Linked DNA regions of Mus musculus: region 1 is linked to region 2. Evidence: chromatin contacts called from ENCODE Hi-C or POLR2A ChIA-PET data. All regions are on one chromosome and are shown on one strand. The core of a region is the stretch at or near the end of the contact, and the rest is flanking DNA. Distances in the headings are between cores, read along the strand shown.

Evidence for each region. Hi-C counts contacts between places; a loop is a spot of excess contacts on that map. ChIA-PET counts read pairs that join two places held with the same protein, here RNA polymerase II (POLR2A).
Region 1: a loop to region 2 is called in a map of left cerebral cortex, with 2.3 times the contacts of the local background. The contact joins the promoter of Bhlhb9 here to the promoter of Gprasp2 in region 2. A Hi-C loop is called at or near these places in 2 of 37 maps with a recorded cell type or tissue (both left cerebral cortex). POLR2A ChIA-PET finds 5 or more read pairs at or near these places in 1 of 5 experiments (Patski).

Annotation. Positions count from the first base shown.
Region 1 is chrX:135,880,577-135,887,509 of GRCm38, forward strand. Bhlhb9 (basic helix-loop-helix domain containing, class B9) reads left to right here and starts at 5,275. Exons shown (of 5, transcript NM_001098222.1): 1 at 5,275-5,511; 2 at 6,269-6,350; 3 at 6,685-6,741.
Region 2 is chrX:135,833,856-135,840,756 of GRCm38, forward strand. Gprasp2 (G protein-coupled receptor associated sorting protein 2) reads left to right here and starts at 5,179. Exons shown (of 6, transcript NM_001359371.1): 1 at 5,179-5,407; 2 at 6,538-6,614; 3 at 6,764-6,835.

The DNA.
Region 1 (6,933 bases), core at 4,025-6,524, 47 kb after region 2:
CAACGGCCCTGCTACTATTGCACCAAGGGCCATATCTTGTCTGGTGGGCCACTATTGTAGCATGAGGGTTCAACACTAGATAAAACCACTGGTGTCTTTTCTTCCCCAACAACTTAAATAGTGCTTTCCAACACTATAAAATCTGTCTAGCAGGGACTTTCTTGGTCAGTTCAAGATTGATTTATCAAATAGAGTCTGTCTTACTTAAGGTTTTACTGCTGTGAACAAATACCATGACCAAGGCAACTCTTATAAGGACAACATTTAATTGGAGCTGGATTACAGGTTCAGAGGTTAAGTTCATTGTCATCAAGGTGGGAGCAGGGTAGCATCAAGGCAGGCATGGTGCAGGAGGAGCTGAGAGTTCTACATCTTCATCTGAAGGCTGCTAGCAGAATACTGATGTCTAGGCAGCTAGGATGAGGGTCTTAAAGCCCATGCCCACAGTGACACACCTACTCCAACAGGGCCACACTCTCAGATAGTGCCACTCCCTGGGTCAAGCATATACAAACCATCACATTCCACTCCCTGGCGCCCATAGGCTTATCCAAACCTATGAGTCCATGGGGGCATACCTAAATATAGCATAATTAAGAAATACAGTTATGCCAACTTCTAAAGTCTCCATAGTCTATAGCAGTCTCAACAATATTAAAAGTTCAAAATTCAAAGTCTCTTCTGAGATTCATCCAATCACTTAACTGTAATCCCCAAAGCAAGACAGGAAACCAGCTGGGCAAACTCCAAACTCTGTAGTTCCATGCCAAAGCAGTCTTCAGATCTCCAACTCCTTTCTTACCTTTTTTGACTGCAACAAAGTGCTTTTCCTGAGCTGGTTCCACTCTCTGTTAGCAGCTTTCCTCAGAAGATATCCTATGGCTCTGGCATCTCAAAAATTTTGGGGTCTCCAAGGCCACTTCAGTGTTACAGCTTCTTGTTTCGATGTCTGGGATCCACACATGATTCTGGGCTCCTCCAAAGAGTTGATGTCACTTCTCCAGCTCTGCCTTCTGTAGCACTCTAAATTCAATTTGATCCACTCCATTGCCACTGCTGTTCTTAGCCATCTTCCCATGGTACTGGCATCTCCAATATGCTGTGGTCTTCTGCTGCAAGTAGGCTTCACCAATAGTCTCTCATAGGCTCTCTTCATGGTGCCATACCTCAAATCCTTTGCATGGCCTCTTTAGTCCTGGGCCACAAACTACAACTGAGGCTGTACAATCACCAGTGGCCTTCCATAGCCTCTCACAGTGCCAAGCCTCAGCTGCCCTTTATGACTCCTTCATGCCTTCAAAGCCAGTACCACCTGGGTGACTCTTACACATTACCAAGTCCAACTGTAGCATGAAGTACAACCTTGGCTAGCTCTGAAACACAGCTTCTTTGTGCTCTCAGAAAACACTTCCCAGAAGATTTCATCTCAGTGATGCCGGTCTCTTCTTAATCACCACTAATTTCTCTTTTTTATTCGATATTTTCTTTATTTACATTTCAAATGTTATCCCCTTTCCTAGTTTCCCCTCTGAAAACCCTCTATCCCCCCCACACACACACTGCGCACCAACCCACCCACTCCTGCTTCCTGGCCCTGACATTCCCCTATACTGGGGCATACAACCTTTACAGAACCAAGGGCCTCTCCTCCCATTGATGACCAACTAGGCCATTGTCAGCTACATATGCAGCTAGAGCCATAAGTCTCACCATGTGTTTTCTTTGGTTGGTGGTTTAGTCCCAGGGAGCTTTGGGGGTACTGGTTAGTTCGAATTGTTGTTCCTCCTTTGAGGCTGCAAATCCCTTCAGCTCCTTGGGTACTTTCTCTAGCTCCTTAATTGAGGACCCTGTGCTCTGCCTAATGGATGGTTGTGAGCATCCACTTCAATATTTTTCAGGCACTGGCAGAGCCTCTCAGGAGACAGCTATATCAGGCTCCTGTCAGCAAGCTCTTGTTGGCATCCACAATAGCGTCTGATGTTGGTGGTTGTTTATGGTTAGATCCACATGTGGGGCAGTCTCTGGATAGTCATTCCTTCAGTCTCCGCAATTCTTTCCATGGGTATTTTGTTCCCCTTTCTAAGAAGGATTGACATATCCACACTTGGTCTTCCTTCTTCTTGAGTTTCATGTGTTTTTCCAATTGTATATTGGGTATTCAGAGCTAATATCCACTTACCAGTGAGTGCATATCATGTGTCACCACTAATTTCTTAGCTCCAGCTAACCAGCATCATTTGTCCCAGTAGTCTCCTTCTAGTCTTGACTATAAGGCCAGAGACACATGGCCAAAGCTGCTGAGTTCTACTGCTTGCAGAACTGGAACATGGCTCCCTTGTTCTATTACATTATCAATAGCTTCCTCTTTACCTATTCCCTCACTACCTAAACTCTGTCATTGATCTTGCTCTGTAGTTTGACCTTCAACTCAGAGATCTGCATGCCTGTCTCCTGGGATTAAAGGTGTGTAACTCCATGCCTGGATTTAAGCTTTTCTTCAACTAGAACTTGCTCTATTTGAGGCTGGCCTTGAACTCAGAGATCTGCGTGGCTTGCTTTGTCTCCTGGGATTAATGGTGTGTACTACCATGCCTGGATCTAAATTTAGCTGGGTAGGATCTTTCCCCAGAATCCCTTAATCTGTTCACTCCTAGAGCACAGTATTAGGCTCCATTTCACTTCCTGGTGCTCCTTTAATACTTGAACTATGTATTTTATATTTTTCCTTTCTCAGCTGGCTAAGTTTGTTTAAGATGCTCTTCATAAGACTTAACCAGAGAACAAAATATATGATGTGTTTCTGAGACATCCTTTGTCAATGCAATTAATCTGAGTCTCTTCACCTTAGCCTCAGGCAGAGTCTTCAGACAATGGCAAAAAGTAGTCATATTCTTCACAAAATACCACAAAACAGTCTCTAGGCCACATATTGAAATTCTCCACTGAAACCTCTTGGGCCAGTTCCGCACAATTTAAATCATTCTCCGCGACAAAGTCTTCCATATTCCTACCAGAAAAACTCATTAAACCCCACTTAAAGCGTTCCAATGCTTTCAAAATGCAAAGTCCCCAAATCCACATTCTTCTAAGCAAAAGCATGGTCCGGCCTATCACAGCAATACCTTAGTCCCCTGGTACTAACTTCTGTCTTAGTTAAGGTTTTACTGCTGTGAACAGATACCATGACCAAGGCAACTCTTACAAGGACAACATTTAGTTGGGACTGCCTTACAGGTTCAGAGGTTCAGTCCATTATCATCAAGGCAGGAGCATGGCAGCATCCAGACAGGCATAGTGCAGGAGGAGCTGAGAGTTCTACATCTTCATCTGAAGGCTGCTAGCAGAATACTGGCTTCTAGGCAGCTAGGATGAGGGTCTTAAAGCCCATGCCCACAGTGACACACCTACTCCAACAAGGCCACACTTCCTAATAGTGCTACTCCCTGGGCCAAGCATATACAGACTATCAATGTAACATGTATTCAGGGACTAGTCATGTCTAATTCCTATTACAATAATTATCAATGGAGTGAAAGGACAGCTCAACGTTCACAATCCCTCCCTCAAAGGAGTAACACATATAGGATTCTTTGGGGATGCAAAAAATGGGTTTTCTACTTCAATATAGAAAACGTTGAATCCGCACATCTCCTTCAGTGGGGCAGGGGTATGATGGCATTGAATGTTTTGCATCCTCTCTTATGACTCGTGTCCTTTTGCCTACCTCTGTCTTTCCTTGCTACCTAAAGCTACCTTCTCTTTGTCTCATTTATTAAATTTTTGGATTTTACCCACACTTCATCTGTTTGAGAGGAGTTACATAACCTGATACTTTTCTCTTTTATTCTCTTTTATTCCATTTAGGGCTAATTCTATTCAAATAATTTTACTATATTTGAATAATTCTATTATAGTGTTAGTTAATACATAATTTGTATCACATCAGTTAATAATATATTACTATCTAAAATAAAGTATGGTTTTCAGAAAAAAAAGAACAAATTAAAATCTTTTAAAATATTGGTTTTTCTGACCTACAGCAAAAAAAAAAAAAAAAGTGTGATTCTTCAGCAGTGGAGTCTTAATAGCCAAAGGATGTGGCAATAGCTTCTGTTGTTTTAGGTGCCACCGGGGCAATGGTTCTCAACCTTCCTGATGCTTTAATTCAGTTCCTTGTCTTATGGTAACCTCCAAGTACAAGATTATTCTCGTTGTTACATCATAACTGTGATTTGGCTAATGTTATGAATCATAATGTAAATATCTGATATGCAGGATATTTGATATGTGACCCCTGTGAAAAGGTCATTCAACCCTCAGTGAGGTAGCAACCCATAGGTTAAGAACCACTGCTCTGAGGCCCCTTTAACCAGTAACTCGCAGTGCTTGGTACTGGGATTTTTATTTAATAAGTCGTGTCTTCTGAGAGCAGCAGCCTGGTCCACCCATGCAGGGTACCTCTGTTCAAACTCCTTTGTCTTCAAATTATATTTTAAAATTCGCTTGCATGCTAGTTGTTTGCTTTAAGGCTTCTTCATACATTCTATGTTTGGGTTGACCTATCACCTACTCTGTCCCAACCTACTCCCACGCCACCTCCCAGTTCTTTTATGTCATATGTGACTAGATGAGTTTTTAGTCCAAATAAGTCAAAGGAAGTAAAGTGACTTTTACCCCAGACCTCTGGTTGGTTTTCCAGGGACAGAAGTCTGGCTTTACCCTGGGGGCAGCGATGTAAGCTGCAATGGTTGCTCCCATTTCTTTTCCTCTAGGAACTCCATGAAGCATTGAGAGAAAAACATGAAGAATCAAGAGTCCTCTCTGCAGACTGTTGCTAGGCTACCTGTTCCCTCTCTAGCTGCAGTACTAAAAGCCCTCCTCCCTTTCTACTGGCGTCAGAAGCTACGAGAGAACTGAAGGGTAGCAAGAGATGGAGTGCAGGGAGGGGCTGGGGGCCAGCAAAGCCCAGCTTCCTACTGAAGTACAGGAGCACTCAGTATCCCTCCGCTGCTCCCTCCTGTTCCACATCTCCAGACCACCTTCTCTCCATAGTCCCCCTCTCCAAAGCCCTCATAGACTCTAGATTTCAGCCATCTCACACACTGTTGTGGCACCCCCCCCCCAAAAAAAAGTGGTGGTGGTCTCTGGTTAGGGTGAACAGGGGTCTGCAGACGCCTACGGGTGCAACCCACCTCTCCAAGAGGAGTGGGGCTGTCTGGCCCCGCCCACTCCGAGTCGGAACTACAGTGGGTCCAGGAGGGGGCGTAGAGCCCCGTGCGCAGTATCCCTCCGCCCCCTTCCCGACACCCTCGAGGTGAGCTGTGCTTGCCGCATCCTGCGCAGCCCCTGCCTGTTTGGTGCAGAGACGTAGGGGCGGGACACGTCTCTGCCATTCCACTCGCGCGCAAAGCGGTGGGGGTTCTGTGAGAGGATCCGCCGAGGACAGAGACCAGCCGGGAGCAGGAGGGGGACGCGGGGGAGCCCGGACACCTGGGCCGTGCGCCTGGCCAGGCAAGTGGAGGTGTGTCGAGGGCTCCGAGTGGTCGCACACTGAGGACCACTGCCCGGCCCTGACAGTCCAGTGAAGGCCAGCAGGTCGCGGCCTCCCTGGAGTGTGCGCGGTGCTCGGAGACCCCAGGCGGTGGGGAGGAGGAAGCGGGAACCCGAACCGGGCCCCGGGCGCAGGGTGGCAGCCAGAGTGTCTTGAGTCTGAGGGTCTGGAGGCCTGCAGAGCAGATGGCCTGGCAGCAGGCTTTTCCCCCCGGCCCTTTTTGGTGTTTGGGCCCTGCAAGGGTTGTGGGGGAGGCGACTATGGGAGAAATGGCGGCGCGGAAGCTGGGGGTGGTGCCCCTTGGAGGTTGCTGTTCATGGGTTGGAGGCAGGTGGCCAACTCTGGTGATGGTTCAGCTGTTTGGTGAGTCGCCTTTCTACCTGGGCCCTTATTCCAGAAAGGGATCCATGTGCCCTGCATCGTGGGTGCTGTCTCTTCCCACAGACTCCTGCTTGGTGGCAAAGTCTCTTGTCAGGGTGGTAGAGGTAGTGTATTCTGGGGAAGGTGAAACATCATTAGAGGGGCGATTATGAAGATGTCAGAACATAAGAATGAAAAGTTCATCTGCCTTCAATACAGGATTGTTTTATTGCCCTCTGTATTTAGACTCCTGTACCTAATTTACTGCAAGGAATTGGTCATAATAAGGAGTTGGTCATATATACAGAACTCCTAGCTATATAAATATTATGACATTGTCCTATCTTTTATATTCAGGATCCATTTTCTCAACATTTCACCTTGAACATTTGTTTTAATGTTCGAATGGACTTAAAGTAAAGAAGAACTTTTTGTGCAGGTGGGTGTTCAATTTAGAATATTTGAAATCACTATTGGAGTTAAGTGTCTCTTTCTGGGACCCCCATATATCATCCCCAACTTTTTGTTGTCCCTCATAGTTTTATACAGCAGCAGTACGGGGTGGGGGGGGTGGGGGGGGGTGGGATGCAGTTTCTGAAGGTAGCCATTTGGGTCACACATGGGAGCTGATGGAGATCATGTACTTGGTTCCTAATTCTTTAACAGAGGTATTTGAACTTGGGTTTTGGAAATCTGCCCATAAACCTATAATTTTATACCATGGTCAACATTTTTTTTAATATTTTCCTCAATATCTTTTGCTTTCTATGTAGGTCGACTCTTCTCCAGCCAGAGGGAAGAATAGCATCTCCCGAGCATCCTGCTTTGTGGTAAGACTGGCATTCATAGCACGTGAGGCAAGATCTAGCTATACAAAGGGAGGCTGGTATTTCAAACATGACCTTGGAATTATTGTTTTCATTAGCTTCCCTGCCTTCTTCCCAAATATAGTTGCATGTGTTCCACTATCTACTTTTATACCTTGTATTTTTTCCTCAGACAAAGAAATTTAGTCCCTGAAT
Region 2 (6,901 bases), core at 3,929-6,428:
CAAAGCACTGGCATGCACAGAAAGAGAATAGAATAAAGCTGTTGTCTTGTCAATAGATGTTCATCACACGTACTCCATGTCTCTAAATAAATTCACAACACATTGTCCAATAGATTTTTCAGTCTGGCAATGAAACTTGTCAGTTTTAGTAAAAAGCATTCCTCTGCAGATAACTATCATGACAAGATGCCAGTGCCCCCAACCCCAGAACTGGAAGAGGAATTGGCAGACATCATTTCCAAATGCCTTTGAACCTGAAAAAGTACCAATGGTTTTAAGGAGAACAGTTAGGGAAACACACACACACACAAACACACACACACACACACACACCATCAGAACTTTGATCCCCATCTCTCAAGTATTATTTATTCATCAATGAGGTTATACTGTGCTGAAAAAGAAAAAAAAAAGTACAGCAAGGAAGACAATTTACTTATTGTTTTAAAGATTTTTTTTTTTTGTTTATGCGTGCACATGTCCTTGGAGGACTGAAGAGGGTGTCAGATTCCCAGGAGCTGAAGCTGGGTCACAAAGGTGGGTGCTAGGAACTGGCCATGGATCCTCTAGAACAGCAATGTGCTTTTAACTACTGAGCTATGTCTCCAGCCCCAGGTAAGACCATTTAAACATCAGAATTAAAGTGGTCTTTCTCTAATAAATAGTATTCAGACATCTCCAAATATATTATAAAAGTCACCCTCAGACACTTCTTTTTTCTTTCGTTTCAGTTGAAAATATTTTTTAAAAAATATACTCTATTATTTTCCCTCTCCCAACTCCTCCCAACTCCTCCCAATTTCTCTGCTCACTCAAGTTCACTCCCTTTCTCTCTCACTAAGATACAAACAGGCATCTAAAAATAAGAGTAATAAAACTTAGAGAAATAGGGCTGGAGAGATGGCTCAGCAGTTAAGAGCACTGACTACTCTCCAGAAGGTCCTGAGTTCAAATCCCAGCAACCACATGGTGGCTCACAACCATCCAAAATTAGCTCTGACGCCCTCTTCTGGCGTGTCTGAAGACAGCTACAGTGTACTTACATATAATAAATAAATAAATCTTAAAAAAAAACTTAGAGAAATAAAAACAAACCACAATGAGATGAAGAAAAATCACAAGAAATATTTATAGACTCAGAACACACAGCAATACCATTAAAAGCCTAAAAGCAGAAACCATAATATATATGCAAAGGACCTGCAAGGAAAAAAAATCCGAGAAAGGTTTATGAGGCAATGAACCTCCCAAAATGCCCCTGGGGTAGGCAAGGGGCCTGCCCTTATGTTTGGTTTGTGTATGATCAATGAGACTCCATTGTAGAAACCGATTTTTCATTTGAGAGAAGTTATCAATTGGAGATAGCTTCTGTGCTCGGGATGTTGGCTTGTGTCCACTTCCTCTCTCAGCACTGGGACCCCACCAGTCTCAGACCCTTGCCAGCCCTGTGCATGCTGCCATAGTCTCTCTGACTACATGTTTATCAGTCCTGCTGTGTTTAGAAGGTCTTGCTATGTTTATACGCCTTTCCTTGATGTTCTCCATTCCCTCTTGCATTTACGATCTTTTTGTCTTATCTACTGAGAGGTTTCCTGAGCCCTAAGTGGAGGAATTTGACGGGTACATTCCATTTAGGACTGAGTGTTTTCAAGTCTCACTCTGTATATTGTCTGGCCATGGGTCTCTGTATTCATCCACATCTGCTGCAGAAGGAAGATTATTCGATGATGACTAAGCAAGACAGTGATCTATGAGTATAAGAGAATGCTATTAGGAATAATTTCATTTCTATATTCCTTTAGCAGTAGTATTTAGTTTTATACTAGGTCCCTGATATAAGTAGCCTCAGGTTCTTAGCCACCTGAACAGTGTCACAGATAGATTCCATCTCATAAAATGGCCCTTAAATCCAATCAGATACTCACTGGTTACTATCATGAGTTTTGTGCCACAGTCTTAATCAGGGTTTATATTCCTGAGCAAAAACAAGAAGCAAATTGGGGAGGAAAGGGTTTATTCAGTTTACATTTCCACATTGCTGTTCATCACCAAAGGAAGTCAGGACTGGAACTCAAGCAGGTCAGGAAACAGGAGCTGATGCAGAGGCCATGGGGGGGGGGGGGGCTACTTATTGGCTTGCTTCCCCTGGCTTGCTCAGCCTGCTCTCTTATAGAGCCAAGACTACCAGCCCAGAGATGGCACCACCCACAATGGGCCCTCCCACCCTTGATCCTTACAGCTGTATCTCACGGAGGCATTTCCTCAAGGGAGGCTCCTTTCTCTGTGATAACTCCAGCCTGTATCAAGCTGACACACAAAACAGCCAGTAAAATGCCACTAGCTAGTACATTTTGCAGACAGGACAGCATTATAGACTGAAGGGTTTGTAGCTGGGTTGGTATATATACCTTTCTCCTTTGGTAGCATGCTTTCTAATACCATGAAACACTAGTGAGTATGGGTGAAGGATTTATGTATGCACCCGTTTGACTTCTCATGTTCAATGAGTTGTGTAAGTATTGTCTTCAGAAATAGGACCTTACCGTCAGTTTGTGGAGACAGACAAGAAGCTTTTGCAACAGTCTTGATTGTTTGGGGGTTACTTTTTTCTTAATGTATAAAACATGGAAATAAAGAAAATTTCACAATGAAAATATGGTTCCCCTTCATATCAATAATTGCAAGAAAAGTAACAGTCTCCCCGCCGAGCTCCAAGGACAGTCACAAAAAGTATTTTTTCTTTAGCCAAAAGAGAGAAAAGAGGCAGTGGTGGTTAGCAGTGCTGAGAAATGACTGCAAAACAGAACTTCCTAGAGACTGAAACACTGTGAAAGACAGTGAGTATAGGACTTACCAGGATGGGAAAGGAGTTTGTTAATACTGCTATAACAAATTACAGTGCCTTCCTCAGTATCCACACGAGAGTGCTTCTAGAATGGTCCTCAGACCAATGCCTGTGGGAACTCGTCACTTTCATGAAACAACAGCATTTTCATAGACCATATGTACTTTCTCCAATATAACTTTGTCTGCTTTAGATTGCTTAAAATATTGAATGCAAGGGGCTAGAGAGATTGCTCAGCTATTGAGAGCATTTACTACCCTTGAAGAAGACCTAAATTTAATCCCAGCAACCAGATTTTGGCTCACAACCATCTTTAACTCCAGTAACAAGGGATCCCATGTCCTTCTGACCTCTGCAGGTACAAAGCAAGCCTGTGGTACACCAACGCACTTGCCTGCAAAACACAAATACACATAAAATAATAAATTGTTCTTTCAAAAGGTTTAAGATGCTGACTACAGTGTACATTTTATGAGGCTCGTGGAACTCTCTTGCTGGGAGCATGTTAGTAAGACAAAGTCTTTTTCCATCCAGGGTTCTTTGAACATATAGAGGTGAAACAGCGGCTAGACAGTCAACTGTATTACAAATATAGTAGCATAAGATATAGTTATTGCCCGGTGGTGGTGGCGCACGCCTTTAATCCCAGCACTTGGGAGGCAGAGGCAGGCGGATTTCTGAGTTCGAGGCCAGCCTGGTCTACAAAGTGAGTGCCAGGACAGCCAGGGCTACACAAAGAAACCCTGTCTCGAAAACAAACAAACAAACAAAAAAGATATAGTTATTATTTTACAATTATGGAAGTTAGAAATTATTTTAAAAACTGACACTAATGTAAAGGTCTTATGAGAGTTCCTTTCCTTCTAAGATTACAAGGGAGAATCTTCATTGGTTTTCTTCCTGTGTTCTGGAGACAGGTTACATTCTATGGCTACTGTAGTCCTTACATCTTCAAAGCTAATAAGGGACTTTTCAGCTGCCCCCTCCCCACATGCTGTTTCCTTCAAACACAGGATTTATGCCACACCTATAATCTTTACAGTTATATTGGGTAGACTCATCTAGCAGAATTGTGTGCTAGATCCCACTATTTGCAACTGGAGTTCCACCTGAAACCTCAGTTCTCCTTGGCCGAATAATGTATGTTCACATATCCTTGGGGTTGTTGTTTTGCTGCAAACTAACTAGGTGTTTAAAGGAATTTCTAGATGAGCAAGCCCGGCAGCTTTACTGTGTGCTTAAGGCCATTCCTGATTTTCTCACAAAACAAGCAAAGAGGATGGAGAGCAGAGGGAATTTTGTGGGTGGGGTAAAAGAAAAGACTCAAAGTCAGCCAGGGGTGGGTTGTGAGAGAAAAAATGCACAGAGGGTGGTTTCCCTGACAGTTACAGTGAATCGAGTTGTGGCTGAGATCCAAGCTAGTTGATCCTCCTGCATATGCATGCTGCCAAAAACAAGAGCTTGGACCTGACTGGGAAGAGATGAGTTCAGAGAACCATAGGCAAGGAAACTGAACAGGCCCAATATGGCTCCCAACACTAGGCTGTAGGTCTCTATGGCACCCTGTAAATACTGACAGGGAAAGGACAATTGTGGGGACAGACAATAAGTCAATAAGTAACCCAAGGGTATTGCTCCTTAGAATGAGAACATCTCTCTCTCTCTCTCTCTCTCTCTCTCTCTCTCCACCCCTCTCTTCTTTTCTCCCTCCCTCCATCCCTCTGTGCCTCTATCTCCCTTTTGAAAAGTGGACAGTGGTGGGGGTTGTAATGAAAGCCCCCATGTCCTATCCTTTAGATTCAAAAATGCTCTCCTCTTCATGGTTGCATGAGCCAGTAAGAGAAAACATGGGAGAATCAACAGGAACCTACTGGCTGGCTGGCTGTTGCTAGGTCACCTGTCCCCTCTCAGGCTGCATTACTAACAGCCCCCCTCCCCTTCCATTGGCGACAGAAAGGGGGGGGGAGGTTGGGAGGGAGTACAGAGTGGGTGCTGTGATGGGTAGGCACTGTCCAGCCTCGTTCTGAAGTGCAAATCTAGGGGCCACTCAGTATCCCTCCGCTGCTCCCCCCTGCTCCCTAACTGCAGACCTTCTCCTCCTTATAGTCCCCCCCTTCCCAAAACCCTCATAGACTCTAGGTCTTAGCCATCCCACACACTGTTGTGGCGCCAAAAAAAAAAAAGTGGTGGTGGTCTCTGGTTAGGGTGAACAGGGGTCTGCAGACGCCTAACCGGTGCAACCCACCCCTCCAAGAGGAGTGGGGCTGTCTGGCCCCGCCCACTCCGAGTCGGAACTACAGTGGGTCCGGGAGGGGGCGTAGAGCCCCGTGCGCAGTATCCCTCCGCCCCCTTCCCGACACCCTCGAGGAGAGCTGGCTTGTCGCATCCTGCGCAGCCCCTGCCTGTTTGGTGCAGAGGCGTGGGGACAGGACACATCTCTGCCATTCCACTCGCGCGCAAAGCGTTAAAGGCCAGTGAGAGGATCTGCAGAGGACAGAGAACACCCAGGAATAGGAGTCGGACGTGGGGGAGCCCAGGGACCTGGGCCGTGCGCCTGGCCAGGCAAGTGGGGGTGTGTCGAGGGCTCTGGGCGGTCGCGCACTGCAAACAACTGCCTGGCCCTGACAGTTCAGTGGAGGCAAAGGGGTCGCAGCTGCTCCCTGGAGTGTGCGCGGTGCCCGGAGACCCCAGACCGTGGTGGGGAGGAGGAAGCGGGGAACTAAGGCAGGGCCGCAGGAGCAGGGGGCGGCTGAGGAGGCAAAGTCTGCGGGTTTTGGAGGGTGGCAGAGCCTACAACCTGACAGCCTCCCTCCAGGTGTCAGTCCGGGACCAACACAGGTTATGAGGTAGGTGGCCACAGGAGAAATGGCGGTGGGGGGTTGCGGGGGAGGAGGACAGCAAGCCTGGAGCCCATGGATGTGGGTGCAGGTGCAGGGGGCCAACTCAGCTGGTGGGTGGTGAGTCGCCTCGGCTATTAGGGCTCCGAAATGGTTCCTGAGAGGGGCCCTGGTACCCTGCATCCTGGGTGCTGTCACTCCCCACAGGCTTCTGATTGATGGAAAGTGACCTGTCTGCATGGTAGGTCTGGCATATTCTGACAGGCCACGGTGAGCATCTATAGACCAGAAGCTTGAGAAAAGAAGAAGAGAAAAAACAGCGCGGATTTCTGGAGGTGTGTAGTAATGGGGATGGGCACCAGACAGTGAGTGGAGATGCAAAAAATGGTGGGGGTGACTGGCCAGAACAGGTGGGATATCCATTAGTGTCTCCTAATCTCATTTCTCACAACCTTGTAGGTACCTTCCACACTGCCTTTCCCCTCCCTCCCAAATCTGGGGTCTGAAAAGATGGTTTGGGGATGATGACGGAGTCATAAATCCAAGGACCACTTCAGAACCTGGTTTCTAGAATGTGCTGCGCCCTTCCCCCATTTTTTGCTGCGCAAGGAAAGGAAATATGGCCACCTAGTGGCGGATCTTCAACATTGCAGAAGGGACTAATAAGGATGACATCAAAGAAGGGGGTGTTACCTCAGGAGCCCTACAGCCAGGCTAAATAAATCTAGAATGTTCCAGCAGTAGGACCCTAAATGCTGAAAGACACATGATCTGGTTCATATCCTTGGTGACATTCATAACATGATCAGCTGCTACCATCATATAAGTGCCATACATTTTCATCTTTGTCCACAGCCCTGCTTTAAGGCTGGTCAGTTCTTCAAGCAAGGGAAGAAGGCTTCAAGGCGACTGTCTCAAATCTCTGGAGATTGGTGAGACTCAGGGCAGTGCAGGAGCCAGCCACTGAGGAGGCAAATTCAGATTGCTCTAACCCAAGAGGGTGTTTACTGTCCCCTTAATTTGCCCACACCTGCTGCCATCATTTCCTGATTGTCATACATTTTCATGTCTTTGTCCACAGCCCTGCTTTAAGGCTGGTCAGTTCTTCAAGCAAGGGAAGAAGGCTTCAAGGCGACTGTCTCAGATCTTGGAGGTTGGTGAGACTCAGGGCAGTGCAGGAGCCAGCCACTGAGGAGGCAAATTCAGATTGCTCTAACCC